Regions from separate parts of the Homo sapiens genome. Here regions 2, 3, 4, 5, 6 and 7 are each linked to region 1. The links are chromatin contacts, found by Hi-C or POLR2A ChIA-PET in ENCODE. All regions are on one chromosome and are shown on one strand. The core of a region is the stretch at or near the end of the contact, and the rest is flanking DNA. Distances in the headings are between cores, read along the strand shown. Region 1 holds the start of GSG1 (germ cell associated 1). Region 2 holds the start of PRH1-TAS2R14 (PRH1-TAS2R14 readthrough). Region 3 holds the start of H4C16 (H4 histone 16). Region 4 holds the start of ETV6 (ETS variant transcription factor 6). Region 5 holds the start of ATF7IP (activating transcription factor 7 interacting protein). Region 6 has its middle 110 kb from the start of ATF7IP. Region 7 has its middle 60 kb from the start of BCL2L14.

The links. A loop is a pair of places that touch in the nucleus more often than their neighbours do. ChIA-PET counts read pairs that join two places held with the same protein, here RNA polymerase II (POLR2A). Pooled maps may share reads with other maps.
Region 2: a loop to region 1 is called in a map of CD8-positive, alpha-beta T cell, with 15 times the contacts of the local background. The contact joins the promoter of PRH1-TAS2R14 here to the promoter of GSG1 in region 1. A Hi-C loop is called at or near these places in 2 of 168 maps with a recorded cell type or tissue (CD8-positive, alpha-beta T cell and naive thymus-derived CD4-positive, alpha-beta T cell) and 11 of 50 pooled maps.
Region 3: a loop to region 1 is called in a map of natural killer cell, with 20 times the contacts of the local background. The contact joins the promoter of H4C16 here to the promoter of GSG1 in region 1. A Hi-C loop is called at or near these places in 4 of 168 maps with a recorded cell type or tissue (CD8-positive, alpha-beta T cell, ascending aorta, naive thymus-derived CD4-positive, alpha-beta T cell and 1 more) and 14 of 50 pooled maps. POLR2A ChIA-PET finds 5 or more read pairs at or near these places in 1 of 52 experiments (HEK293).
Region 4: a map of naive thymus-derived CD4-positive, alpha-beta T cell shows a loop between it and region 1 (21-fold over the local background). The contact joins the promoter of ETV6 here to the promoter of GSG1 in region 1. A Hi-C loop is called at or near these places in 1 of 168 maps with a recorded cell type or tissue (naive thymus-derived CD4-positive, alpha-beta T cell), 2 of 37 single-sample maps with no recorded cell type and 7 of 50 pooled maps.
Region 5: a map of naive thymus-derived CD4-positive, alpha-beta T cell shows a loop between it and region 1 (10-fold over the local background). The contact joins the promoter of ATF7IP here to the promoter of GSG1 in region 1. A Hi-C loop is called at or near these places in 1 of 168 maps with a recorded cell type or tissue (naive thymus-derived CD4-positive, alpha-beta T cell) and 10 of 50 pooled maps. POLR2A ChIA-PET finds 5 or more read pairs at or near these places in 1 of 52 experiments (MCF 10A).
Region 6: a pooled map shows a loop between it and region 1 (10-fold over the local background). The contact joins the enhancer-like site here to the promoter of GSG1 in region 1. A Hi-C loop is called at or near these places in 5 of 50 pooled maps.
Region 7: a loop to region 1 is called in a map of naive thymus-derived CD4-positive, alpha-beta T cell, with 33 times the contacts of the local background. The contact joins the enhancer-like site here to the promoter of GSG1 in region 1. A Hi-C loop is called at or near these places in 1 of 168 maps with a recorded cell type or tissue (naive thymus-derived CD4-positive, alpha-beta T cell) and 5 of 50 pooled maps. POLR2A ChIA-PET finds 5 or more read pairs at or near these places in 2 of 52 experiments (B cell and T-cell).

What each region holds. Positions count from the first base shown.
Region 1 is chr12:13,101,496-13,105,436 of GRCh38, forward strand. It overlaps GSG1 (germ cell associated 1), which reads right to left and starts at 2,172. Exons shown (of 7, transcript NM_001080555.4): 1 at 1,970-2,172. The coding sequence starts at 2,017. It overlaps LOC105369666 (a long non-coding RNA gene), which reads left to right. Exons shown (of 2, transcript XR_931369.3): 1 at 1-245; 2 at 492-951. RefSeq lists a silencer at 61-110.
Region 2 is chr12:11,169,715-11,173,655 of GRCh38, forward strand. It overlaps PRH1-TAS2R14 (PRH1-TAS2R14 readthrough), which reads right to left and starts at 1,897. Exons shown (of 5, transcript NM_001316893.2): 1 at 1,708-1,897. SMIM10L1 (small integral membrane protein 10 like 1) reads left to right here and starts at 1,480. Exons shown (of 1, transcript NM_001271592.2): 1 at 1,480-3,941. The coding sequence starts at 1,643. The coding sequence ends at 1,849. It overlaps PRH1-PRR4 (PRH1-PRR4 readthrough), which reads right to left and starts at 1,911. Exons shown (of 10, transcript NR_037918.2): 1 at 1,708-1,911. It also overlaps a transcript of PRH1 not described here.
Region 3 is chr12:14,769,040-14,772,980 of GRCh38, forward strand. It overlaps H4C16 (H4 histone 16), which reads right to left and starts at 2,092. Exons shown (of 1, transcript NM_175054.2): 1 at 1,681-2,092. The coding sequence starts at 2,045. The coding sequence ends at 1,734. LOC105369669 reads right to left here and starts at 1,618. Exons shown (of 3, transcript XM_047429947.1): 1 at 861-1,618. The coding sequence starts at 1,114. RefSeq lists enhancers at 718-1,313, 1,314-1,910, 1,575-1,904.
Region 4 is chr12:11,647,549-11,651,489 of GRCh38, forward strand. ETV6 (ETS variant transcription factor 6) reads left to right here and starts at 2,126. Exons shown (of 8, transcript NM_001987.5): 1 at 2,126-2,612. The coding sequence starts at 2,580. RefSeq lists an enhancer at 1,029-1,128 and silencers at 1,309-1,548, 1,839-2,048, 2,259-2,308, 2,319-2,478.
Region 5 is chr12:14,363,796-14,367,736 of GRCh38, forward strand. It overlaps ATF7IP (activating transcription factor 7 interacting protein), which reads left to right and starts at 1,887. Exons shown (of 15, transcript NM_018179.5): 1 at 1,887-2,032. LOC124902884 (a long non-coding RNA gene) reads right to left here and starts at 3,395. Exons shown (of 2, transcript XR_007063220.1): 1 at 1,554-3,395. RefSeq lists enhancers at 1,468-2,285, 1,517-1,576, 2,047-2,106, 3,463-3,602.
Region 6 is chr12:14,255,833-14,259,773 of GRCh38, forward strand. No RefSeq gene overlaps it. Among named protein-coding and RNA genes, the nearest start is that of ATF7IP, 110 kb to the right of the region's middle. RefSeq lists a cis regulatory region at 1,638-2,567. Within about 2 kb of position 2,024, at least 40 of the 41 ENCODE cell types and tissues checked have a DNase peak (open chromatin) inside an H3K27ac peak, as active enhancers do.
Region 7 is chr12:12,009,041-12,012,981 of GRCh38, forward strand. No RefSeq gene overlaps it. Among named protein-coding and RNA genes, the nearest start is that of BCL2L14, 60 kb to the right of the region's middle. RefSeq lists enhancers at 313-1,193, 1,088-1,207, 1,194-2,074, 1,228-1,277, 2,438-2,587 and 3 more. Within about 2 kb of position 1,676, at least 21 of the 41 ENCODE cell types and tissues checked have a DNase peak (open chromatin) inside an H3K27ac peak, as active enhancers do.

The DNA.
Region 1 (3,941 bases), core at 922-3,421:
CAGGGACTGCCAGGGCAGGCCAGGGACCCGGCGAGCCGCGGAGGGCGGGGCCACATGTGTCCCGGAGCTGGGCCGGGGCGCTAGGCCACCTGAGGCGCGTCCCCTCTGCCGCCTGGCGAGGCTGCGCGGGAGGGCGGAGAGACTGGGTAGTCGGAGGGATTCCTTACACCCAGGCCGGTGGGCCAGGGCTCGGGATGTGTCGAGCTGCTGGAGTCCAAAGTCAGGCATTTCCCTGCCTCTGCCCGGTAAAGCTATGGGTCCCAGGCTCCCGTTCTAAGGGAAGGGGATGTCTGCGTCTCATTGGGAAGACCCCAGGGCGGGACTTCACCACCCAGACCCCTCAGCAGATCCGAGTTCTATTTACGACCCAATGCACGACTGCACTGAGGATTTTGGCCAAGTTACTTAACCTCCCAGAGGGTTAAATTTACCCTCAGGGGTAAATGAGGGCAAAGAGTTGTCCTTCTTAGTTCTGTGAAAATCGAAAACAGGTAGAAGAAGAGTGCCTCTAAGCAGAAACGAAGGGGAAGTGCACCTGTGCTACCAGCAGACACCTTGCTAGACCCTTCAGACATCTTCCTTAATCCTCACAACCAGCCTGAAAGGGACGTGGCATCCCCATTCTACAAGTGAGGGTTCCGATTCGGAGGGTTTGACTTGCTCAAGGCCACAAAGCTAGTAAATGGTAAAGTCAACACTGGCAATCTTTGAGGACTGTTCGCCTGACTCATCACCAGGCTGCCACTCAGTAAAAGCCAAGGCACAGTCACCTTTAACAAAATGTACAGATTGCAGGCCAGATTTATGGGACCTCCTGCAGATTGAGGCAATGGATTAAGTGTACTTTATACTTCTCAGGTACATATTAGCAACCAGACGCTCCCATATTCCCTCTGTGTCTCTCCTGGAAAACCACTGATAAAGAACAATAATAAAATTTATTCTAAGCCATGACTGGCTTTTTCTGTCATGTTCACATCCACTTCTTTGTCATCTATTCACTTGGGGCTGCTTCTGAATTAGGGAAGCTGCCTGAACCCACACTCCGATGGCTCTTCAGAACCACCAGCTCAGCTCTGCAGTCCCAGAAGTGCCTCTTAAGTTATCCTGTTCTTTCCTTTGAGATCCTAACTTCCAGCTGGTCAACAACATACCACATTGCTCCCTGTGTTGGAGTGTATGTACGTGTGTGTGTGTTTGTGTATGTGCTAGTTTGCTGGCTAATTGCAAGCTTCATTTTTCTCTCCTGAGAAAGGCAAGATATCTGAGAATGAACACCATTTGTTTTTTTAAGTAATCCTTAGAGCTGAAAGTTGGGAGGCTGGTCGTTTCTGAATGTAGGTCAAATGCTAAACAAGCCGCAACTTCTCTGCAGAGTGTGAGAGTCTTCCTGGTCTGGAAGGATCCCTGAAGATTCTGCTGGATTCTCTGAGACGAGAAAGAGCTTGACTGTGTGTTGTCCTTCCCAGTTCCAGATCAGAGCTGCCTTCCAGCAGGACCTTGGGGATGCCCCACTGTTCTCTGGCATAGAGCTTGATGTCTGCTCTTTCAGCTCACTGGGGTGACACACAGCTCTATTGTTGCCACCGCTACTGGGCCTTTACCAGGCTCCAGATTTTGGCAACGGGAATAATGCAGATGAAAGGAAAAAAGGAGAGGCATAGGGAGCCCTGGGAACAGAAAGGAGAAGGAAGATGATGAGACAAGGGAAGAAGAAATGGAAGTTTTAATGAAGGAAGATGAAAAGGTAATAGGCCAAGGTATGGACATACCAGTTTTATCTATGAAAACTGGGCTGAGTGACACATTTTCATTCCATTTTGTAGAACCCTATAGTGCATTTCCAAGCTCTTTACTGTGACCATGTGAAATACATGAAATTGATGAGTTAGTGTAACCTGTGTTACAAATCCAGCAGTAAAGATATGTGTATGAGATGTTCATGAGATTTCAAAATCACTGTACCTACCTCCTGGGTGAGGCAAACATTTTGAGTCAGTTGAGAGGGATCGCTCATTCACTCTTGCAGCGGGAAGGCAGAGAAGTTTCAGTTTATCTTCTGTTCTGTCTCAATCAGTTGGGTAGAATGAGTGTTTAGCGTGAGGATGAATCAGGTCCCCTCTTGCCAGCAGAGGGGTAAGGTGGTGTGTGGTGGATTGGAGAGGATGTCCTGAGGGCCAGACACCAGCCAGGGCGGGGTTGGGTGACCCGTGGGGTTTATTCTGTGATGTCACAACGGCAGTCAGGGGTCTCCCTGTTGCTCCCTCAGCCTCCTCCCATAAGGATTGGGGGGGGTCATGCTGGGTACCTACCAGTGGCTGGATGTCTTCTGAGGTCGTCCAGATCAGTGCTTATCTTATTGTGCATAAGATTCACCTGGGGAACTTAGTCAAGTGCAGATCCTGACTTAGTCAAGTGCAGAGTCTGGGATGGCTCTCACGTGAGTCCAGCCAGACCACACTGAGTTGTGAGACTCTAGACCAGTGCTGTCAAAGCAAAATGCAATGTGGGCAGCATATGTCATTTAAAATTTTCTGGTAGCCACATTAAAAAAAGTAAATTGGACACACATACTGTGATACAGCAATCATATGTTATACAATACTATGTTTAAAATGTAGCCCTCCCCACACAATAAAGTTGGGTTTAATGAAAAATATTTTATACTACTTTCATTTTAAAATTAAAATTTAGTGAATTCAAATTACATAAAATTAGAAATTCAGTTGCTCAGTTGCACTATCCATATCATAAGGGCTCCACAGCCACACATGGCAAGTAGCTACTGTATTGGATGGCACAACTCAAGGCCATTCCCTGAAAAGGTAACAATGTACAGAAATTACCATTCTAAAGGGCTAGTATCTGGAAACCCAGCAAACATTCACTAACATCATTTTAATGAATACATAATTAGTGTTTGGGGACTGTTAATATGGAGGCATAACTCTCGGAGACTGGAAGAGGGCCTCATCCAGGATTCCAGCTAACAGTCTGGATGGGGCCCTCTGCCCTGTGAAACCTGTCACACTCAGTCCTCCTCTGAGCTTTTGCCAGGGTTCCCCTCACTGGGATCCCTTCCTTCTCCTTGCTGCCCTGCCTAAATCTTACACAACCTCAGGGCACATGATTCCAGTCTCACTACCTTGTGGCTCTAGCCCTCCTTACTCCCCATTTCCTCTTTGCTCATACAGCATGCCTGCTTTGCTTTTGGTGTGTTAGTCTGTTTCTCTCGTGAAATTCTAAGCTGCTTGAGGACAGAATCTGGTTTTTTACTTCTATCGTGCTTAATATAGTGCCAAGGGCATAGTAGCTGCTCAAGAAATATTTATTATTTTATTTAATGACCTAAACTACCTAAGGAAGTATCTAAGAGAGAACATCGGATCTCGAAGTGCCAATAACTTCCCCAATGGAACAACATGCCTTATTTTTGGCACATCTTAAATTGATCAAGATGTCCGTTATAAGTTAATTTATAAATTTAATACAAATAACCATGAGTATTTTAAAAGACCAACACAAGTTGATATTAAAGTTTATATGGGAAAAAAATACACAAGACTAGCTAGGAAAACCCTGAAAAGGAAGAGCTCTGAGGTGGTGCTAGCCCTAATTGATATAAAGCATACTACAAAGCCTCTATGATTAAAACAACATGGCACATGTATACATATGTAACAAACCCGCACGTTGTGCACATGTACGCTAGAACTTAAAGTATATTAAAAAAAACAAAAAAACCAAAAAAAAACAATGTGGTACTGGTGCATGACTAGACAAACAGGCCAATGGAAGAGAACAGAAAGTCTAGAGATAAACACAGCTATGTATAGACTTCCAGTATAGGACAAAGGTGATATCTGTAATCACTGGGGCACAGATGATTTTTTTAAGAAATGTTGTTGGGATAAACTAGATAGCCATTTAGAAAAATATAA
Region 2 (3,941 bases), core at 647-3,146, 1.9 Mb before region 1:
AACTATATATCTTCTCCCAGTTCTCAGAATTGATCATTTATTTTACATCGCTCTTCAGTCTCTATACCAGTATTTTAGAAGTTGTCATAAGTAATTCCTCTAAGTGCTACCTCGCTGGAGTGGTACTGGAGCAGCAAAGTAGCAAAAGAATACTAGCTGGGAACACAAAATTAATTTTTACAAATTTATCAGTGGCACGTTATTTCTACCAGTCATATAATCAGTAGACTATATAGAAACAGAGGTACTCTAGGGTACCGTACTTGTGCTCTGAATAGCTGCTAGACATGCAGTGCACGGTGCGATGTGTGGTATCTCAACAATGCTTTTCAGAACAAGACTGTAACCTTAAGGTCATGATCAGAAATCACACATTTGAATAATCCATGAATGAAGACGGTGTGTGCGATTAAAAAATACAGTGCTTTCTAGTTAAAATGGGAGATAAGTGAAGGTAATGAAATGTGCACCATTTAAATAACAAAAGTATTGTGGCTATTAGAGATTCACTGTGCTGTTACTCTAATGGTATTAAGAGTTTGGAAGTACAGGCCGGGCGCTGTGGCTCACGCCTGTAATCCCAGCACTTTGGGAGGCTGAGGCGGGCAGATCACGAGGTCAGGAGATCGAGACCATCCTGGCTAACACGGTGAAACCCCATCTCTACCAAAAAATACAAAAAATTAGCCGGGCATGGTGGCGGGCGCCTGTAGTCCCAGCTACTCAGGAGGCTGAGGCAGGAGAATGGCGTGAACCCGGGAGGCGGAGCTTGCAGTGAGCCGAGATCGCGCCACTGCACTCCAGCCTGGGCGACAGAGCGAGACTCCCGTCTCAAAAACAACAACAAAAAAAGAGTTTGGAAGTACAGAGTAGTATTCCAGCTCTTGGAGCCTAGCCACAGGTTTCACAGATGCATCTCCATGCAGAAATGGCTGAAGCTTCCACAGCTAATCTGAACTTTTTAAGGGTTTACATGGCTGGGAATATAATTTTGTATGTATGTCCTTATGTATATACGCGTGTGTGTCCACTAGTTTTTTGCTTGAATGTTTATCATTCCTGTCACTTGCAATTTAAATATTCCTAATAAATAGAAAAATCCAAAGACTAAGATTGTGATCCTTTTTATGTCTATGGTATATTATGAATACAGAGACCTTGTGCTTTTATTGGCGTAGGAATCATCTTGCCCTAATATTAATATTATGAAATCAAAAGGGTAAGATTCCTAACATCCCACATAACACAGCAGACAAACTAAAGTTTTAATCTAGCTTTGGCCCTTACAAATTTTGTGCCCTACGGCAAGTTACATCTCGCTTAGATTTTTTCATTTTAAAGTGGAACTATCTGCATGGATGTTCGTACATGCTATATAACACATCCTATTCCAGAGCCACCTACCATCAGTTGAGCTCTAAATGGTAAATGCCACAGTGAGAAGCAGACAGGAAGGGGCGGAGCGCCAGCGGCGCCCGGGGCTACGCGCCGCACTGCACCGAGCGGCGGCAGCGGCAAGCTTGGGTGTGAGCCCGGGAGCCGCTTTGCTTACCGTCCTGCCGGTCCCAGCCGTCGCTAGGAGGTCCGCGGGCCCTGCGGCAACCCTCGCTACAGACGCTGGGCGGGCGGCGACACCTGGCTCATGGCCCCCGCGGCGGCTCCGTCCTCCTTGGCCGTCAGGGCCTCAAGCCCCGCCGCGACACCCACCTCGTACGGCGTCTTCTGCAAGGGGCTCTCCCGCACCCTGCTCGCCTTCTTCGAGCTGGCCTGGCAGCTGCGCATGAACTTCCCGTACTTCTACGTCGCGGGCTCGGTGATCCTCAACATCCGATTGCAGGTACATATTTAGAGCCATGACTAAGCTAACGGCCTCCGGGGCCAGCATGATGGCCGACTCCCAGGGTCCGTTGCGGCGCGGCGGAGCAGCCAATGGCGAGCCCCACAGTCTCGCGAGAGTGCTCAGGCGCTCTTCGTGGCTGCCCTCTTAGCTGCTAGCGGAGCTCCTCAGGGGGCGGCCGGGAGCCTACAATCCCTAGAAAGAGAATACGCTGTTCCGGAAACAGAACTGCAGTTAAGACCCTCGAAAACATCTAAGAAAGTGTGCATCCTAAAACACCTGACGAATTTCAGAATGTGACAAAGCGCAGAGGATGCATTATTTCAAAACAAAACAGAAGGCTAAAATTTGCAGGAAAAAGAAAATCAGTAAACCGGGAATCCTCGGACTGGATTGTAAGCAAGATTTCAATGAATAAGAAGCTGAAGGTATTAAGGCTGTGATATAGAAGGTACATATTTCATCCCACAAGAGAAAACAATAATAATCAGAAATTTTCGGTGAAAAAAACGCAAAACTGTACAGGAAAATCATCCTCCAAGTACCAGACATAAAATGCTGCAAGCTTTTGAACTAATGGCGAGAGTGTAAGAAAATGGGCTCTACTTCAGTGATCCTGTGGCAGGACGTGGATCAAGACTTGGAACCGCAGAAAACGAAATCCCATAGTAGCACAAAGCTTGGCTGTTCAGTGAATAACATTTAAATAATCGTAAAATACAAATGTTGTTTATGGTTTTTATTGTTTAAGGGCATACTTAATTATGGTTACAAAGTGGAGTGCAAATGTTATTTACCATGTTTTAAAAATACAGCCGGAAAATACAAGTGGGAATGTTGAAGGAGGGCGGGGGAAGTAAATGGAATGGGGGTTATGTCCTTATAAAGTGGAAACTTGAAAGGTACTGTCTGTTGTTGAGTGGGGAAAGACATTTTTATTACTTACAGGGTAGCCATAAAGTTTCTAAAACGGTAATATATTAAAGAGGGAGAGTGGTAGGGGAGAACAGTATGAAGTCAACAGGAAATGGCTAAAGATGGAGAGCTCAGGTAGAATAGTTTAAAAAATGAAAATTGATAGAGTACCTGGTGTATTTGAATACAGCCTAGAGAGCTTTCATTTTCCAAAGAGTGTGGGGATAAATTAGTGAATGCATATTTTTCAAAATTAAGAAAACAGAACATATAATTTTGAACGCTGAGAAAAATAAAAATTTAAAAACTACACTGTATACACGGTATACCTCAACTGTGAATAATAGTAGTCATGTAAAGTCAGTCATAATTATGTAAATACTGAATACTGATTTTACAACAAATGATTCTATAACGCTGGGAGGATGGGAGAAAAGAGATGTGTGTGTGTGTAATGGTGGTGAGCCAATCAAGATCTGATATAGAAAAATGCAGAAAAAGGAGTATACACATGTTTTCTTCGGATTAAAAAAACTAATAATAAATCACCAAGAGTGGTAAAGTTTTAAATCAAGATCTGATATAGAAAAGTGCAGAAAAAGTAGTATACGCATTTTTTTTTTCAGGAAAAAATTAACTAATAAACCACTAAGAGGGGTAAAGTGTTAAAATAGTTGCATTGTTCTATATTCCACTCATTGTGTCCAGCAAACAGTGTTCTATGGCTTTAAGTAGTAAGCATCTTGCCCCGTCCAACACCATGTCTGGCCTAGGGTAATTGTTCTTTCTAGTCTTTATTCTTTGTCTCCAGCCAAACTCCATTTGGGCACATTCTCCTATAGCCTTTTCTACCTGAAGATACTCTGTGTTTTAAAGCTAAGCTTAGGTGGCGCTTTTTCCATTAAATTTTTCCTGGATTCCACTGACCATATAGGAGCTCACTTCTTTTAATCCATAAGGCCATTTTCATAGGTTGCCTTATTTTTCCCTAATCGTGCATCAACTGTCTGTTTTATATACCCAAGACAGGTTTCCTAGACTGCGATAAGCCAAAACATTTTAGTCTAAAATATCAGAAGTGTAGTTTAATCAATGAAATAGTAATACCAAGGGATTTAGAATCGTGGACATCACTGTTTCCCAGAGCACTGATGTCCCAATTTGTAACACAAAAGACTGTCTAGTCTTA
Region 3 (3,941 bases), core at 842-3,341, 1.7 Mb after region 1:
TAGCGGTGCGGAATCCTTCGCCAGCTGGGTTCCAATCTTGACTCCAGTTCTTTAACCCCTGGGGCTGGGAAACTCCCTTAGAGTGACTTCAGCCCACCGCACCAAGGAAGCTATATGACTTCTTCATGTTTAGAATAGCTAGAGCAAGACCAAGCGTGGTGGCTCACGCCTGAAATGCCAGCACTTTGGGAGGCGGAGGCGGGTGAATCACTTGAGGCCAGGAGTTCAAGACCAGCCTGGCCAACATGGTGAAACCCCGTATCTACCAAAAAAAAAAAAAATACAAAAATTAGCCAGGCGTGGTGGCGCAGGCCTGTAATCCCAGCTACTCCGGAAGCTGAGGCAGGTGAATCGCTTGAACCCGGGAGGCGGAGGCGAGATCGTGCCACTGCACTCCAGCCTCGGTGGCAGAGCTAGACTTGGTCTCGAAAAGAAAGGAAAAAAGAAAAGGTAGAGAAGGGGCAGATTAGTTAACGCGGCATGGATCACACCGCATCCTGGGGTGCCAAGCCTAATGAGAAGTTAGGAAGGACAGAGCCAGGAGTAGAGCGAGGCTGTTATACGGAGCTTTACCGGAGGCCGGGGCGACCCCTACGGCCTGGACGCAGGCTGATCACCAGGTCTTCCGCCCCCTACCCTCGCCTACTGGAAAGTGCGCTTAACTGGTAGCACCAGCCCCACCTTTCTCCAAGACCCTCACTACACCCCGGGAGTACCGGGTAGGACCACGCGCTTGGTAATCCCACAGCTGTCTCTCTTACATTCTCACTGAACTTATTAGAACCTAACCCGCCACCCGTTTCCCTTCTAGACCCCCAGGCTGCTCTGAACAGGGCCTTTACTCGGAAGCCAGGGCTTACCTCCCGGCTGCGATAGGGTTATTTGTGATGGGCATGACACTGCTCGGAGCGGGGGATTCCCGGCAACTTGGCGACCTGCAGGTGATCTGGCCTTTCATGCCGGCGTGACCCCCACTGCCTGCCTGCCAACTCCACGCCCGCCGCCAGGTGGCCGAGCAGGACGCTACCCGCTTGGCGTAGGCAACTTTACGCAGCTGGCTAAGAGGGAATCGCAGGGTGTCGCGAGTTTCGCCCGGCCGCCTTAATCTCAGCATCTGAGCTTGGTCACCTCTCACTCAACGTCAGCGATTAAGTAAAATAGTACCCAGTAAGACTACGCGCCACACTAGAGCTGCATTCAGCTTTCGGGCTTGCAGGTAGCGGCGTGCTGCGACCTCCCATTTCCTGCGACTTAGCAAGCCCTGCACACGCACGAACCGCCCTTGACGCGTGACGCTCACCCCTGAAGGCCAGCAGGAAGTCACCTAAGCCCTGATTTACATGGAAGCCATCCGATACGTGCTTATGGGCCAACGACTCGGCCGCTTAGAAGACCATGACCAGTTCTAACACTAGGGCTTTGTACAAGCACTCTTCTAAACAAAATCCGGTGTCTGGATTTTGGGAGGTCACTACTGCGTTGCGCGGCACCTCCAGGGTCGTACCTAAGCACAGGCGGAACCCCCTCCTTGAGGTCTAGTTCTCCCCGTGCCCGCCAAGTCTAATCCCGAGCAGATGCTCGGGCCGCGAATATCCCATTTCCGGTATCCGGAAGGCGACATCAAAGGGTTGATATTTACCCGTTATCTAGGAAGTGTTAACAGCTCTTTCTGTGACAGTTTGGGGGCCCTGAAAAGGGCCTTTTGGAGTCTGTAGAGAAGCTGTGGGGACAGCTCAACCGCCGAAACCATAAAGGGTGCGACCCTGGCGTTTCAGCGCGTACACCACATCCATGGCCGTGACGGTCTTGCGCTTGGCGTGCTCCGTGTAAGTCACCGCGTCACGGATCACGTTCTCCAGGAAGACTTTGAGGACTCCCCGGGTCTCCTCGTAGATGAGACCAGAAATGCGCTTGACGCCCCCACGTCGGGCGAGACGGCGAATCGCCGGCTTTGTAATGCCTTGGATATTGTCCCGCAGCACCTTCCGGTGGCGCTTGGCGCCTCCCTTACCCAGCCCCTTGCCACCTTTACCTCGCCCAGACATTCTGAAATCACAGCGCCTACTCAGCAGAAAATCGGGCTGCCCACTGTGATTGCCAGTCGCAGACCAGGGCTTATAGTCTCTCGATGCGGACCTGTTTGAAAACATCAAAAAAGTGGGCGGAGCTCTAGGCCCCACCTCTGGAGACATGCTATAGTTGTTAAGTCCAGGAAGCAGTCAGCGAAACCAGCCTGATTTTTTTGTTGTTTGCTCTTTTGGGAAAATTTTTTCTGATGTTTGGAGAAAGGTTCATGGTGATACGTTTTAAAGTTAAAACAGTATGAGCTAAAAGAATTTATATTGCCTTTTCTCAGCGCTTAAATAAAAGTAGGCCAGATCCTATGCACGTTCCTTGTTCTGTCCCTCCCTCCTTCTGTTTTTTCAAACGGAATTCCTGACTTACTATGAAACTCTATAAAAACCTGAAAAGCTTTACATCCGAGATTTCAAAGCAATTACTTAAAATTTAAAATTTTTCACACGTGGGTCTTCTGAAGACATAGTAGGGGGAGAGGACTTTTTTCTCTTTTACGGCCCTGCAGATAATTAAAATTCTTTCAATTGAAAAAAGAAAGTGCAGCTTCCCGTCCCCCACCTACACTCCACCCCCACCTCCCCCCGACCCCCGCCATTCCCCTTTCAGCTGCTTCTGCGCAATTTGCAGGTTTTCCTGCCCTGCAAGAGCCTGTGTGCTTTTCAACCAAGTAACTTCCTGTGGTTATTTAGTTGAAATATTGTCAATGTCTTATGTCATTCAAATCTCAGGTTCTCATCTCACATTTTCCACTTAAAAATTCAAAGTTCTTGTAAAACAATGGATGCCACAATCATGACTTGGAATAATGATTTCTACTGCAAATCCCCTCAGGAGGTTCTGAATCCCTTCCTTTCTCAAGAGAATCCCTGAACAAAAACGAAAGTTTCTGTAAGGTGTCACCGCTCTTCAAAGGTGTCAGGACCCTGTCTTCTCTAAAGGTTTTACTGTGTTAAAAAGCAGCTGTTATTTAGAGGATGAGTCATAAGTCTTTCCCAGGTAGTTAATTAGGATTCTGAGCAATGAATTTTAGTAAGTGGGGCTTCTTTGTCCCTGGTCTTGAAGATAAGCCTTTACAGCAGGAAGACTTTATGGTAAAATTTTGTTATATTTATAAATGCCTATAGTTTACATTTGTTTCAATCCATGCCCATCTTCATAACCCAAAAGGTATTTATTTTTCTTTTACTTTTTGTTAAAGATAAAAGAGTTGGAACACTGTCTTGAATGGCTGGAAAAAGTCCTGAATGGTCGAACTTCACTCATGATTTTAATATTTGACTCAGAGGGAAGAGGAAAAGTCTATCAGATCTTGAAGAGATAAGAATTATTGTAATGGGGCCGGGCGCGGTGGCTCACGCCTGTAATCCCAGCGCTCTGGGAGGCCGAGGAGGGCGGATTACGAGGTCAGGAGATCGAGACCATCCTGACTAACATGGTGAAACCCCATCTCTACTAAAAATACATAAAAATTAGCCGGGCGTGGTGGCGGGCGCCTGTAGTCCCAGCTACTCGGGAGGCTGAGGCAGGAGAATGGCGTGAACCCGGGAGACGGAGCTTGCAGTGAGCCGAGATCGCGCCACTGCACTCCAGCCTGGGCGACAGAGCGAGACTCCGTCTCAAAAAAAAAAAAAAAAAATTATTGTAATGGTAAAATCGGTTGACTTACTTATAGTTAAGCTTTCTAAGAAATCAAGACTAGAACATTTTCAAATTAGAAATCTCTTGCTTATTGGAATAAAAGAAAAAAAATCGTGTCTAAAATAGTAATACTTTTAAAAACTCTTGAAAATTCCCCAAGATACAGGCAAAAATTTAAGCTAGTTTACAGAACTCATTCCAGGAACATCTCGTTAAAAACTGCA
Region 4 (3,941 bases), core at 876-3,375, 1.5 Mb before region 1:
AGCTCTCTGCTAAGGAGGCATTTGTATATATTTTCTTATTTAATAAGATAATCTTATGAGCTAGGTACTATTTCTCCCCATTTTACAGAAGCTTAGTGACTGTGTTGTCAGGGATCACATTGCTAAGTGATGTGGAAGACATAACCTAGCAATGGGACATCTAAACCAATGTCTGCAACATCAATTAAGAAAAGCAAAAGAGGCCGGGCGCGGTGGCTCACGCCTGTAATCCCAGCAATTTGGGAGGCCGAAGTGGGTGGATCACGAGGTCAGGAGATTGAGACCACGGTGAAACCCCGTCTCTACTAAAAATACAAAAAAGATTAGCCGGGCGCGGTGGCGGGCACCTGTAGTCCCAGCTACTCGGGAGGCTGAAGCAGGAGAATGACGTGAACCCGGGAGGCGGAGCTTCCAGTGAGCCGATATCGTACCACTGCACTCCAGCCTGGGCGACATAGCAGACTCCGTCTTAAAAAAAAAAAAAAAAAAGCAAAAGAATACAGAAAATTGTTAAAGGGGAGAAGGGGGTGGTCAAAGGCAGAGGAGTCGGTGTGGACAAGACAGAGATCTCTTGGAGAGAGGGCAGGACTACCAGTTGACAAAACCTGTTCAGGTTCCTGGAGGCTCACAACCACCAGTTCCCATCATCCCAGCAACAGCACTCTTTCCCACCCTAGCCTCGTTCGTAATGATCTGATCAATGTGTGAACAAAAATATTGTGTGTACAAGTCTCAACACATTTGATAATGTGAAGAGGTGAAGGAAAGTGGGTAGGAAAAATCTGTAGGGTGGGGAGACTCGGGGAAATGTGTCCTGGTCCAGTGCAGGTAACATATATGGGTATATATGCGTATATACATATTTATACCATATTTAATATATTACTCTATTAAGAAATTATAACAAATTTCCTTTTACATTACACATCCACATATTAAACCCCCAATATGTGCTAACAAGGTTAGAATTTAAGTATAATGATAATGTTCTCAGTTTTTTGTGGTGGACACTTTAAGAGAGTGTAAATAATAATAAAAATAATAGAGTGATCAGATCACTTGTGCTCAGGGCTAGACCCTTCAGCCCCAACGGCCTTAACCCCCCTCAACTGCTTTTCCAACCAAATATTCCTCCCCCTGCAGGATCCCAGGGCCATCCAATCAACCGGCCAATGACGGTTTCAGAGAAGCGGTCCTGGGGAGGGGTATTATCTGCAGGAACACGTCCTGCCAACTTTGTAGTCGAGTCACCTATTTCGGTTGGTAGCGGCCGCTATTTCTTTAAAAGGGCAGTGGATTTCGAAACAGGAGGGGGAGGTCAGGAAAAGGAACTCAGCTGCCTTTGATAACTGCCCTGCAGCCTTCCCTTCCCGGAGCGCGTGCTCGGCTCGGGAAGCGCCCGCGGCCGCCGCATCCCCGAGCGGGCGCGTGGCGCCACCTCTTTCCGGGGCGCCCACCTTCCCCGGGAATCCCCCCGCCCGACGGTCCCCCAGCGTCTGCGGCGCGGCCGCCCCGGCTTTGTCTCCGGCGTCGCGCTCGGGCGCCCGCTCTCCCCACATTTCCCCGTGTGCAGGCTGTAACCCGATCTCCCATTTCCTGGTGGATTCTCTTAAAGAGGCAGCGGTCGAGAAGCAGAACAAAGGCTATTGTTTTATTTCCTCCTTCGGATTCCGCGTCCTAACCGGAATGGCCCTTCATAGATAATTACTTTCGTTGCATCTGCGCTTAGTGAAACGTTTCAAAACCCTTGTGCACATCGATGTATCCAAGAGACGGAGCCAGGGGAGGTGGGAGGAGTTTAATAAAACCTGTTTTGTGGTGTCTGGGGCCACAATGTAACGTTTTTTAAAGGTGTCTTCCTTAAGCCCGGAAATTGGCTCGGCCAGCGGGAGGTCTCGCGGCGTGGAGGGCGGGCGCCCGCACCGGGGGCCGGCCTGGGGGGCTGCGCCGCTCGCCCCGCTCGCAGCCGCGGCCCCACGCGGCCCCGCTACCCGGGTTTCCTCCGCCCGCGCCCCCGCGGCCGCCCCTCCCCCGCGCAGCTTTTATTTCCCCGATGCCGGGCTGTAACCCGAGCTTTTATTTCCTGGTGGCTCCTTTAAGAGGCAGAGCTCAGTGCTGGGAATTCACGTCAGTTTCTGCACTGAAACTCTCAAGATCAATGAGCAAAGAGCTTTCTCAGTTCTGCCTTTCAGTTTCTCTCTTCCAGGAAGGAAAACATTCGAGAGAGCGAGGGAGAGCCGCGGGAGGGCGGGGGGCGGGGGCGCCGGCTGCGGGTGGGAGGAGAGACCGGGAGGCCGGCCGGGCTGCGTCCCGGGTCCCCGCGCCGCGCCGCGACCTGCAGACCCCGCCGCCGCGCTCGGGCCCGTCTCCCACGCCCCCGCCGCCCCGCGCGCCCAACTCCGCCGGCCGCCCCGCCCCGCCCCGCGCGCTCCAGACCCCCGGGGCGGCTGCCGGGAGAGATGCTGGAAGAAACTTCTTAAATGACCGCGTCTGGCTGGCCGTGGAGCCTTTCTGGGTTGGGGAGAGGAAAGGAAAGTGGAAAAAACCTGAGAACTTCCTGATCTCTCTCGCTGTGAGACATGTCTGAGACTCCTGCTCAGTGTAGCATTAAGGTAAAAATCTTCTCCCCTCCTTCTACGTGGTGGAAACCCTGAGCTGCACCGGCCAGGGCAGTCGTGCTGGGCTCCTCAGAGCAGGCTGTTGCAGTTGCTCTGTTCGCAGGAAATTATTTGGGGCGAGAGGGAAAGAGATGCAGCTCGCGGTGGCTGCTGTACCCTTTAGCGTAACCTTGCTACTCCCCCCCACCGCCGAGCCCCTGCCGGCTCCTCGGCCCCCACCCCCTTGCTTTTTGACAATGAAATGCCGGTCACAATTGGTCAGAGCAACCCGGATTGTCTCCAGAACCGTAAAACACCCCCGTAATTAGTGCGCTTAAAAAAAAAAAAAACAAAAAACAAAAAAAAAAAACCTGCTCCCTATTCCTACACCCAACATGTGACTGAAATATAACTTTTGTTCCCGAGGGGTGGTCGTCTTAGAAAAAAAGTTGTTCAGTTTCCACTGCGATAGAATCTTTTTATTTTTTTAAAGGACTCTCTGGGTCTGATCAGACAGGATTTTTTTCCCCCTCGTCTGATTGTAATTGCAAGCGCTGTCGGAGAGACAGTCCTGGTGTCAGCTTTTCCTAGGCATTGCACAATGAATTTTTTTTTAAAACCAAGGTGAATAAAGTTGCTGAATAGTTATTTTACTCCGATCCATATGAAAGTTGAGCAATCCCAAAGTAGAAAACTCCTGTGATGGAGGGAGAGGAAGAACTAAGCAACCAGGCAAAATGACCTTCTGTGTTTGACAGTGCAGAGAGGCTATCTAAGCAGCACTCTGTAAATGCAGGGCGGTAGATGTTTGTAAACACACTGCTGGGCTACCCAGTAGTTGTGTGTATGCATGTCTATATATCTGTAAAGACTGTGGTGCTGCGGTTTGTTGCTTCTAAAAAGTTGTTGTAAAGTTTGCCACCATTGGGAGGCAGGATGATTTATCCATCTACCCGTGTTATTTTTCCCATCGCTGCATTTATTGTACACTTTATTCATTTCGCTGTTCCACCAGTACCCAGGTAGAAAGCCTTCCGCTCTTGTGAGAGGCTGAAGCTGCTGAAGTTTGTTTTTGGTTTGGCCTATTTAATGTGTGTTCACTGAATGGACACTACAGCAACAATGAACAAATAACCTGTTTTCTTCGTCTGTGGGGAGTTAGAAAAACCCTTCCTGGTTTAACACTGCCTTTCAATTAGAGTCTGTGTAGGGGAAACGCAGTAGTTCATCATACGTGCTTACTAGGTTTTTTATAATTAGAATCACATTTTGGTGTTTCTTATCAGAAAAGATATTCATGGGTTTGAGGATAGGCTAATGTGAAATCAAAAGGTGGTTTGGGCT
Region 5 (3,941 bases), core at 637-3,136, 1.3 Mb after region 1:
AAACAATGCAAATTTAATTGTGTTATATCCCGACTTAAAACCTTTTAAATGATTCCTCATTGCTGTCCCAATGAGGTCCAACTTTTAGGCAAAAAATTAATTAAATCATTTATCATGATAGAGATGACCTCTTCTAGGAAGGCTTTTCTAATTCTCTAGGTCTGGATTAGGTGATATTTCTTTTTTTTTTCTTCGAGATGGAGTCTCACTCTGTTGCCCAGGCTGGAGTGCAGTGGCGTGATCTTGGCTCACTGCAACCTCTGCCTCCCGGGTTCAAGTGATTCTCCTGCTTCAGCCTCCCGAGTAGCTAGGACTACAGGCGCGTGCCACCACGACTAGCTAATTTTTTTTTTTTTGTATTTTTAGTAGAGGCGGGGTTTCACCATGTTACCCAGGATGGTCTCGATCTCCTGACCTCATGGTCTGCCCGCCTCGGCCTCCCAAAGTGCTGGGATTACAGGCGTGAGCCACTGCACCCGGCCCTAGGTGATATTTCTAAAGGCCACCTTATATTTTAAGTAAATTGAATGGTTCCAGTTATAAAAATAAGTATTAACAACCCTATTCTAATTTCTTATTAGTTACAAAAATTTCTTGTTCAGTTTTCTGTCTTCTTCACTAGAGTACAGATTTCTTGAGGACAGGCACCTAACAGATCTACAACACAGTGATTGCTAAATAAATACTGAACCAATACATTCATATAATGAGAAGTTACATAAAAAAACAATAACCACACGGTACCATCTAATATTATTTTCAGGCTATTCTTGCCTTGCAAAACATATGTACTTTTATTCTTTTTTTTTTTTTTTTTTTTTGATAAGGGGTCTTGCTCTGTAGCCCAGGCTGGAGTGCAGTGGTGAGATCTTCGCTCACTGCAATCTCGGCCTCCCAGGTCCCAGTTCAAGCAACTCTCCTGCCTCAGCCTCCTGAGTAGTTGGGATTACAGGCACGCACCACCATGCCTAGCTAATTTTTGTAATTTTAGTAGAGACGGGGTTTCACTATGTTGGCCAGGCTGGTCTTGATCTCCTGACCTCAGGTGATCCACCCCCCCTCAGACTTCCAAAGTGCTGGGATTACAGGCCTGAGCCACGGCACCTGGCCAAAACATATGTACATTTATTCTATCATTTAGTGCTTCCAACCTAGTTCAACTATAGTCATGATTGCCATTATACAGGTGAGAAAACTGAGTAACACACTTATTCCGAGGAACCGGCAAGGAAGCTGCAGTAGTTGAACTTGAACCCAGATCTCTTAACCAGTAAGGCAGTGACTTGTCCACTACCTCCTGTGGAATTCATTAAAGGCCGACTCCCAGCATGAAATTGAATAAATGGGATGAATACAACTTCTGGTGAGAGAGTATGATAAAAAGTGCTTGCTCTGTTACCAAGCAACTGAAAGAAAGTATGTTTTTTTCATTCCTTCATTATTAATACAATTCAAAGTACATTCTGTGAATTTAAAACATAAATGATGAATAAATCAACATACTCCTGGCTTTTATGAAAATCTTTCCCTCTGCTCTTTAAACTCTCACCTACCTCCTTCCTTCTTTCTTTTCTAAGCCTCATAGAGGGCGCTCACAAAGTGCTACTTATTGATTGAGGAAGATCCACTCAAAAAACACACCTCACACTGCAACTGAGAGACGCAGCGCCACCACCTCGGGCTTCCTTCTCTTTTCCACGCAGGAGGCGGGGCCAATGTCCCTCATTCAAATAAAAAACCAGAATTTGCATGGGGAATGGCTAGTCCTTGAGCTTATTGGCTGATAGCACAGTGGGCGGGGTACATAGCACGACCCCCCGGAGCCCCGCCCATATTAATTTGCATAACGGCCCCGGCGCGTGCAAGGGAGAAGCGGGTTTGTTTTTGAATCTGCGGAGGCGGCGGCGGTGGCAGCGGCGGCGCGGCGACTGAAGCGCGCGAAAAGCTGAGGCGGCAACGTCGGGGACGGCTGCGCGGGACGGCTCTGTAGGAAGGAACTTGGTTCCCCCTCCCTCAGCTTCCGCCCCAAAAGGTATATGTGAATCCCAGGGGCTGTTAAAACCACATTTTCTTAAATTACTATTGTATTTCTGAAGAGTCAAGACCGCATTATGGCGGCTGCGGGAGTTGTGTCTGCGCCTGCGCGGTTGCGGAGCTGCGGGCGGCGCTGCATGGGAGCACGTGATCTTGCGGGGTCGGGCTCTAGCTGCAGTTGTGCAGCTGGCGGGGCGGTGGCTGCGCAAGCGCAATATTCATTTTCAAGATCTAATGTTCTTGTTGGACGCCATTTGGGTTCTAGATTTAATTTTCCTCGTTCTTGAGGGGTTTCTTTGTGTTAACCTTAAATTCTCACAATTTTCAAGAAAAACATTACTCTAATGTTGTACTCCTGGGCCGACCTCAAGCTCTTCTCTGTTTTTTCGATTTTTTGAAAAATTGTGGACTTAATTTTCTGTAAAAATGATTTTCATTTGTGGTTCTTGATTATAATTTCAGTTTTAAAGTATTACTGGATTCAGGTTTATATTTACGGTGGTAAAGATCAGCACCTAGTGGTGTTCTCACGGGAAGTGCATTTATTTGAACTGCATATTTGCAAATACATTTTTAACCCTATTTTTACCTGTTCTGTTATGGATGTGTGGAATGTTTACAAAACAGAAACAATTTTAGTTTTGGGAATATTGGGGGAACGGGAATAGTGGAAGAAATTACAGTATAATCGAAAATGAAATCTCAATCTGAGGATTATTTTGGTTTTAAATGTTTGATCCTAAGTAAATAAAGTTTTAATTTTAATCAGTTTGTATGTTTCTGGGCATTTGAATTTTACATGTTTTAAGTTTCTTAGGTGACTTGTTCATTACTGCTTCAGCTAGATTATTGTTACTTTTGAAATTAATCAACTCATTTTCTTAGCATTTTTGTTTGCTATGATATGTAAGCTATAACATTTATTTGGTAAATTTTTCTGATGAAGAATTCTAGAAAGAACATCCATTACCCTGAGGCCTCTTTGAAGAAAGTGGACCATTAATAAAAAAAATCTGTTTTTTTCTTTTAAACACTGTACTGTATGCATGTGTGTAAGATACAGTTGTGTTTGATTTTTTAATTGTAAGTGTGCTCCTGGTTTTATTAATAGTTTTTTAGGGAAGGTAATTATAAATATGCTACTGATTAGTTTAAAATGGTAGTGTCAACTATAGTTAAATCTTATGTAACACAATTGGGGGAAGTTATATAAGATTTGATATGATTCTCCCGTTGTGCAAATTCTTTCTTACTAAGCAAAGAAACTTGCAAATGTTTTCCATAGACTTCATTTGTGGTTCATATATACAACAACTGGTTTCTTGGTTGGTTATAACTCTTTAAGTTTGAATCAGTCTACTGTCAAATGAAGACGTGCCTCTTGCTTTATAATCTCGGTTAATTTAGGGAAATTTTTATTGCCTAAAACAAATACCATTAGTAAATATTACCTAGATGTAATTGAAAGTAATACTTTTGGTTGGTGGATTTTTAAATGACGTCACATATGAGATAGAATGGAGGTAGGAAAGATTCTTCTTTTTTTCTCAAGAGAATATTTGACCTGATGTAATTCTTGGATCTCTGAGGTCTTCTACACAGAAGTATATTTAGAGAGCAGTTGTGTAATTTTCTCCCTTTTATGTTTCTGGAGTGGTTACCTAGCAGCCCCTTTCTACCACATGCTATTTCAGGCATTTTCGAGTTGAACATACACATAAATATTTCGGTTAACAAAAGAACTTTGATCTTTGATCTTAGGGCATGGTACACTTTACATTTCCAGAAAAATGAAATAGTTTGGTGTATATAAGCGTATGTTTTCATTTGAATATACAGATGATTGCTTTTTAGGTTAATATTGAAGGTAGTAAGAGGTATTTGAAAATGCTCTTGAATATGAAGAA
Region 6 (3,941 bases), core at 774-3,273, 1.2 Mb after region 1:
ATATAATTGTAAGTTACAGTGGTGCTACAACAGAAAAAAAGAGGTTGCCATGTAAGATGATAAGAAGGTATAAGGAATTTACTTTGGACCAAGCATTCAGGAAGGCCTCTGAGGAAGGCAAAGCTTGACCAGAGGGTAGGAGGAACTCAGAGGACAGTGAAAGGAGAGAGGAATAAGGGGTGGGGGGGGAGGGTGGAGATTTCAAGGTGGAGTGAAAAATGCAAAGATCCTAAAATAAAAGCATCTCTAAGAATCAGAGGGCCAGTTTGGATGGCTTGACCTCTACCCTTCTTGAATCCCCTTTGATACTGAACATTTTGGAAAATCCCGTGTAGCATATACTGTGTGCCTTCCCACAATAACTGATGACTCTTAAATCTCACAAAAACAAATTCAACTGATGAATTCACGTCCTTTTAACATACATTTTGAAGATTATCTTAGCCCAAACCGGCACCCACATCCTTCTGAGCGTACTGACTCACTAGACAAAGCCAACCCCTCCCCTCCTGTGTACAAAAATAGCTTTTCCATATCTACTGTTGTAATTGTTTTTTTTCCAGGGCTTTATGCTCTACTGAAACTAAACACTTAAATGAGCAATTTCACTCTGGTTTTAAGCCCAGGGGAAATGACAACGGTTTTGTCTCTGTTTTGAGACTTAGGGGCAAATTTTAAATCGTTAATATATAATTAATCCTATGTAACATCATAGAAACAAAACATCTGATTCTTCTTTCAGTATATTGCACACGTAAAATGCACATGAAACCAGGTTTGGAGAGTGATTCTTAGTAACGTAGCCTTGCATTTGTGCTTCGACATAAAATTGAGACATTCTCAAGAGGCCTTGGGACATGGTGACATGTTGCGCAGTTTGGCCAGCAGAGGGAGACCAGAGAGTCGTGAAGCACGCAACGAAGCCACACCCAGATTAGGGTTATTATCTGTCTCTTCTCTGAATTTTCAAAAAACACAAAAAGAAAATGAGAAATTCTTAAAACAAAGCCCCTTTTTTATTGAAGCAAAATCCACATAACATAAAACTAGCCCTTCTAAAGTGTGCAATTAAGTGGCATCTACCTCATTCACAGTGTTATGGAACCGTCACCTCTATCTAGTTCCAAAACATAAGAAATGTTTAAATTTTCTATAAAGGGAACTTGCAAAAACCCAGGCGTGTCCTATCCTCCTTATTTCGTCACATTCCCAGTTTTGTGTCCACCGGTATTCTGTCAGGAATGGTCCCCACGTGTTCCCCCAACAGCCTTCGTCACTGTACAATTCATAGAATCGGATTCAGGGTTACAATTACAGGTTCGAAAACCAAAAACATCCCAGTTCTTTAGTTCTTCCTCTAGGAATTGCACAGTTGCAATAGACAAGCCAGTATAGGTGACTGTTTTAAAAATTCTACACATACTATGTCATTTATCAGCAAAGAAATGAATAAATTGTTTTAATTTAAATATGGTTACAAAACGGAAATGAACAATGTACTGCACCAAAGCCCTTCAGTCTTTGATGGGAAATTTAAAGTTATTCCCATCCAGAGTGAAAATTAAAGTTATTTCTAGGTTAGGATGCGAGCCAAGATTTTAAGGGCACCATGTCAACTGGTTAGATAACAACTTTGAGGAAAGCAGAACTTAATGTAATAAAAGCAGAAGGTTTACAATCTAAATCCACTTTTTTATTAAAGAATTTAATCTGCTTTATGGGGTCTTGGCCCAGGGAAGGGTAAAAAAAAAATGCCAAACTGGAGAGGCCGGGGGAGGGGAATGGCTGTAGATGACTCTGGGAAAACAGGAGGGAGGGAAACTGAAGCGCGAATGAGGCCGGATCCGCCCTAACAAAGAGGCAGAAACTGTGTCTCAACAGCCACCAAATCCAGTTCAGGGCGGTTTGAGCCAGTTTCTGAGCTGGATTGAGAACAACAGCCTCGGCAGAGACTTCACTAGGGTGAAAGAGAAAATCCAGCATGGACTTCGCAGAAAGAACTGGATTTGGCCTGGACTCGCTGGAGCCTAAAGCTGCTGCCAGTAGTGGCAAAGTCAGATGAAATATAAGGCCTGGAGCGTGGACAGTGGCCTCTTCCAGAAAGAGAAATCACACAGCACTGTCTCTGTGCCATAATCCAGTCCGCATTTTCTGTCTTGCTGCTCCTAATTGTGGCTGGTAAGGGAAAAAGGGCCTCAGGGTATCAGTTTTCAGAGAAAGCTGTCTGCAATGTTGGGGGAGGGGAGGATTATGTGTCTCCTGTAGTTTCATGTGTGTGCCTGGTGGTGGGGGGGGGAATGTGCGAGAGGGTCTGAAGGAGAGGGAACAGCACTTCACACCCTGCAGTTCACACCACCTTTCCAACAGCTTTGCTGTATTGCACAACCTCAAAATACACTGAACATAGGCGTTGTGGGAGCGCCCCACATACAAGTGGCACTTGTACAAGTCATTATCGGACCTCCTTCAGCCCTATGCATGAAATGGCAGTACCCATACCCAATACTGTCAACATTCTCTTTTCATCTGCGTCCAGAAATACATACAAGCCGTACATGCCTTTCTCAACTAAGAGACACAGCAGTATTAGGTAACAATGGAATGATAATCCTGTCCTCCGCTCCCCTCCCCCAAGTGCCAGAACCTCCTAAGATCTGATCAGTCCCACCCTGAAATGGCTCCTCTAACACTGTCTAGTAGACTGAACTGTGGTCTGCAGCTGTGGAGGCTGTGCACTGCCTGTGGCCAAGTTTGGCTCAGAACCTTCCCGAACCAGTACAGCCCTTCCCCACCAAAAATTCCTAGGAGTTGTACACAAAGTCCAGGTCGGCCTGGTGGGACACTGTGTGTGTGTGTAAATTCCCTCTCCCCTAAGTGTCCAAAGATGTTTAGAATCTTCCAGAGGCACTAAATGCCTCCAGACCCAGGGCTTCTCTGACTGAAGTCAGCCCTGGTGCGAGCTGGGGGGCAGGGCATGGAGCTTACGACTCTCCCATGCACAGGCTCAATTATAAGCAGGGCTGTAGGTTTCAGAAATATTCCTAAGAGACTGGGGAAGGGAAAAGGAAGAAGATCAGCTGAAAGATGTGAAAATGCTATTTTATTCCTTTTACCATGGATACATAGATGGAAAATTGGAACACAATCCACTCTACATTATTAATGTGCGAAAATCAAACACACGAAACATGTTGCTGACATTTTCTATTTAATGTTTATTACACAAATAAGTAACTCATGAAGCTCTTCTACGTCCATTTCATTAACTATTAGATCTGGACTGCTGGGGATTCTGATAGGTCTTTTCTTTCTTTAGGATTTGTTTCTTTTTTGGTAGGGAACAATGAATTGCCCCACATGAAGATGCAGTAGGCTGGAGAGGATAACAGTAATAACCGCTGGGTGTGGTGGCTCACGCCTGTAATCCCAGCACTTTGGGAGGCCGAGGGGGGCAGACTGCCTGAGGTCAGGAGTTTGAGACCAGTCTGGCCAAAATGGTGAAACCCCGTCTCTACTAAAAAAAAACACACAAAAACTAGCTGGGCGTCGTGGTGTGCGCCTGTAATCGCAGCTACTCGGGAGGCTGAGGCAGGGGAATTGCTTGAACCAGGGAGGCAGAGGTTGCAGTGAGCCGAGATGCCACCACTGCACTCCATCCTGGGCGACAGAGTGAAACTCTGTCTCAAAAAATAAATAAATAAATAAATTTTAAAAAACAGTAATAACCATAATACTGAGAACTCACTATAAACCAGGCAGTACCAAGTGTTTCCTATCTTAAATTATAACATACACACCGTACATTTCCAAGTTAGGAATTATTGTCCCCATTTTAGAGATGAGGAAAATGAAGTTTGGAATGATTCGGTACTTTACCAACGTTACACATCTATAATGTGGCAGGTAAAGATTCTGGCTCCAAAATCCATACATTTAAGCTG
Region 7 (3,941 bases), core at 426-2,925, 1.1 Mb before region 1:
GTCCTGGGTGGCCTCTGCGCCCACCCTAACTCTCCTGCCTCCTAGAGCAGGCAGGGCTCGCCCCGAACCACCCTGCCTCCTAGTGCTGACAGAGGCACATCTGCAGGGTGAAGAATCTGCAGGCAGGATGCAGAGAGTGGGAGGAGGAGGACAATTTCGCACCTGAGTGATCCTTTTCATAAAAATGGGATCACGTTACTTCCTACTAAGAGAAGGGAAATGTTATCCGAGAATGTGGGGCTCTCATTCTCGGATATGAGAATGTCTCTGCCAACAATGCCTGGCCTGATCTTACCTACCCCACTTCACCAGGGGCACTCACAGCTAGAATCTGCTGAGAACCCTCAGGCTCTCAATGGGTGTGACTCATCTCTTCCTCTATTCCCTCTCTGTAGAGGTTTTGCCCTGCAGACCAAAGTAGAGCGATCAGAGACTCATTTGTGTAACAAACATTAAGGGTTGTTCCCTGGGCACTGGCAACAAAGGCCAACCCGGCTGGCTCTCTGAGCTCAAGAAATCACAGCATGGCTCAGCGGTGCTCATTGCTGGCTGCCCACTAGAACTATTTGAAGAAACATAAAACTCTGATGCCCAGACCCACCTCAAGGGTTTTGTTTTGTTTTGTTTGTTTTTTGAGACAGAGTCTTGCTCTGTCACCCAGGCTGGAGTGCAGTGGTGTCATCTCAGCTCACTACAACCTCTGCCTCCCAGGTTCAAGGACTCCTCCCACCTCAGCCTCCCAAATAGCTAGGATTACAGGCACACACCACCATGCCTGGCTAATTTTTTGTATTTTTAGTAGAGACAGGATTTCACCATGTTGGCCAGGCTAGTCTTGAACTCCTGACCTCAAGTGATCTGCCCGCCTTGGCCTTTCAGAGTGCTGGGATTACAGGTGTGAGCTACCGCACCCAGCCAAGAGATTGTTTAATCAGCAAAAGGCTGGGCAGGGCAGTGGGGCCTAGGGCGGCACTTGCTATCAGATGTCTGGAGGGCAGGGTTGGCTTTGGCCATAGATGGACCTCGGTTCAAATCCTGGCTGGCCATACCACTTACCAGCTCTAGACCTAGAGCAGGTTAACATCATGAATCTAAACTACTTACCACTTAACAAAGTGAGTGACTATCTATAACTGTTGCCGTTGTTACAAGAAATCCACTTAGTAACTGCACTGAAAGCCCCTCATCCCCAAAAGGCAAGAAATGGGGAACAACCGGGTGACTAAGGAAAACTGCAAGTGAAAGCAGCTGTAATTTCTCTCGCTGTGGTTTGCGGTGCTCAACACTCTTGCTTGGCTGGTTGTCTTGGAGGGTTAATGAGGTCTCTGCTGAGTGTCCTCAGCTTAGCAATGGGCAGTGGGGCTCTGTTCACAGTCTCATCCCGGCCACGTGGCCTCCCGGGTTCAGACACCCTAGGCTGATGCTGTGGTTCCATGTGCCTGAACACGAGCATCCGAACTCATTTCCGGCCTGCCTGTCCCCCCATGCAACGGCTCCTGAAAAAGGGGAACCAAATGCTGCCCATTTCACCCCCATCAATAGCTGACAACGCCTGGGTTCCTGCTCTCCTGACATTCCCACTCATTGTCGTCAGTGGAGCGAGCAGGCAGAGGGGAAGTGAGCTGCCTATCAGCCCCTGCAATCAGAAAAAGAGCCGGGTGCCTTTAAGACGAAGGTGGTGGGCAGCCATCCATCTTCCCTAAACACACACTCGCCTTGTTCTTCCATTTCTGGCTGAGTGATAAAAACGTTAAATGTCATTTCCTGTATCAGTGGTTAACCACTAGATGCTGGATCAGAGATTTACCAGAAGTGCTGAAGTTATGGAAAAAAAATAAATAAACCTGCTGTTTTCAATAACCCTTTCTTGCACCCTGTGGGAACTATGTAACCTCTGGGGAGGGGGCTGCGAGGGGGTCGCTGGATTTGACTTGGGCAACACACTTAGGACTAGATTTACCAAATGCTTTCTTATGCTTCATATAGGAAGTGAAGAGAGACAAAATGTAACCATCCTATACCTGTCCCCAAGTGCGCGTGTGTGTGTGTGTGTGTGTGTGTGTGTGTGTGTGTGTGTGTGTGTAGAAACGCTGGGAAAAGCAGGAGGAAAAATCATCCACGTGCCTTCTTTGCCCACCTCTCTCAGGATATCTTGCAGTCATTTTGGTTTTATTGACCCAGGGTTTTTGCAGAGGACAGTTGCCCTGACTATTCGATTCCCTCAGCTTCCTGCAACAATCAATGTCCTCCAGTGACAAGAAGGCTTCCTGGGGGAAAACATGCTCCCAGGAAACTCCTGAGAGGTGGAGAGCCCAGCTCAATCCTTTGTTGTGTCCTCTTCTTCTTTCAGTTGCTCCATTAAATTAATCAAGAGCTCAGAAAAGGGAAGGCCTGGCTTAGCCCCCAAGGAGAGGTGACTGGACCGACTGCAGCCTGCCCACAGCTGTACTCCAAGCCCAGCCATGCGCTTCTGACCTGAGGTCAACTCCCCACATACAGCTGCCCTGGGCTCCTCCCTGCGGCCTCCCAGGCACTCCCCTCAGTCTGGACATATAAGACTTAGGAGCTGCACTTTGTTCTAGCAATTCCATTTCCTTCCCAGTGCCAGTTGGGATGTGCTGTGCACACCAAGTGCCCCTAGCTCCTCACCTACCTCTGGGATCACTGACAGTCCTGCTTTACCTGGGACCGAAGGGATTCATGGGGCGGCCGGGGCGGGGGAGGGAGGACTTTTGTTTCTAAAACTGGGAAAGTCCCAGGCAAACCGAAATGAATTGGTCACCCCCGCAACAGATACAATGGTTTGCATAGGCACTTGCACGTTCTATGTCAGAACGGTGGCCAAGAAATAAAAAATAATAAATATGATTTAAAAACCAGAAAATAATTTTTAAAAAATTTAATAAACATAAGATAATTTTTTTAATAAAATTAAAAAAAAAAAGAAACTGGCCAAACTTGAGAACAGATCTAGCCAGGGTACTGAGAACTGCAGACGGCATTGCATGGTATAAGAGTTCCCTGGGGAGATAGGACGGAGCGCATCACAGATCTCCCACTGCACCTGGCGCATACCTAGAAGTCATCCTCTCTCAATTCAATAGTTACTAGAGGAGATCTGAAATCAAAGTCAGAATCAGAAGGGAAAAGAGCATGGGAAAACGTACATTCCACTAAATCTCTTGTAGGCCTCTGAAACTGAAACTTCTTTTTCCTTCCTCGCGCCCTTGAGTACCAACACCATCAGCCCCCCTGGTGCCCAGGACACAAAGATTCGAGAGATGCATTGCTCTTTACTCTGCCTCGCTCCCACTTCATTTTATTATTATACCTAGACCTGATTTCCTGCCACCTAGGATCTCTCCTCTCCACTTCCACTTCTATGACTATCCTTCCGCTGTCTCTGCCCTCAAAGACTGGCCTCCATCCTCTCCAACCTCAATTTCATCTGCTCCCTGGCATGTTAGATGCTCCCTACTTTTTCAAATTATATTCGAGAAGTGTTTATTGAATACCTAGATCAGAAGGATGCCAGAGAGGTCGCACCCGGATTTCATATGGCATTGGACATTTCTCATGGATGCCTTTTTGAATGACACCATCTGTAACATCTTACTGACTGAGAAAACCTCCTGGACACTGCCAGCAAAGCTGGGCATGGCCTCCCTTGCTTCCTGGTGCAAATTGCCACTTAGCCCTCATTACATTGCTATGACGACTACTTTCTGTTTCCATCTTGTCTACCAGCTGCGAACCCCAGTGTCTTATTTACCCTGTTTTCCCAGGTCAATCCCAGACCTTGACAGATAGTGGCCATTAAATACATGTAGAAAAGAAGATGGTCTGGAGATGAAAGGGGGAAATATTGGGTGGATGCTATTATACTTCAATGGGTCTGTAGCCATTTGAACATATACATTTCAAAGGCTATTGATTATGGT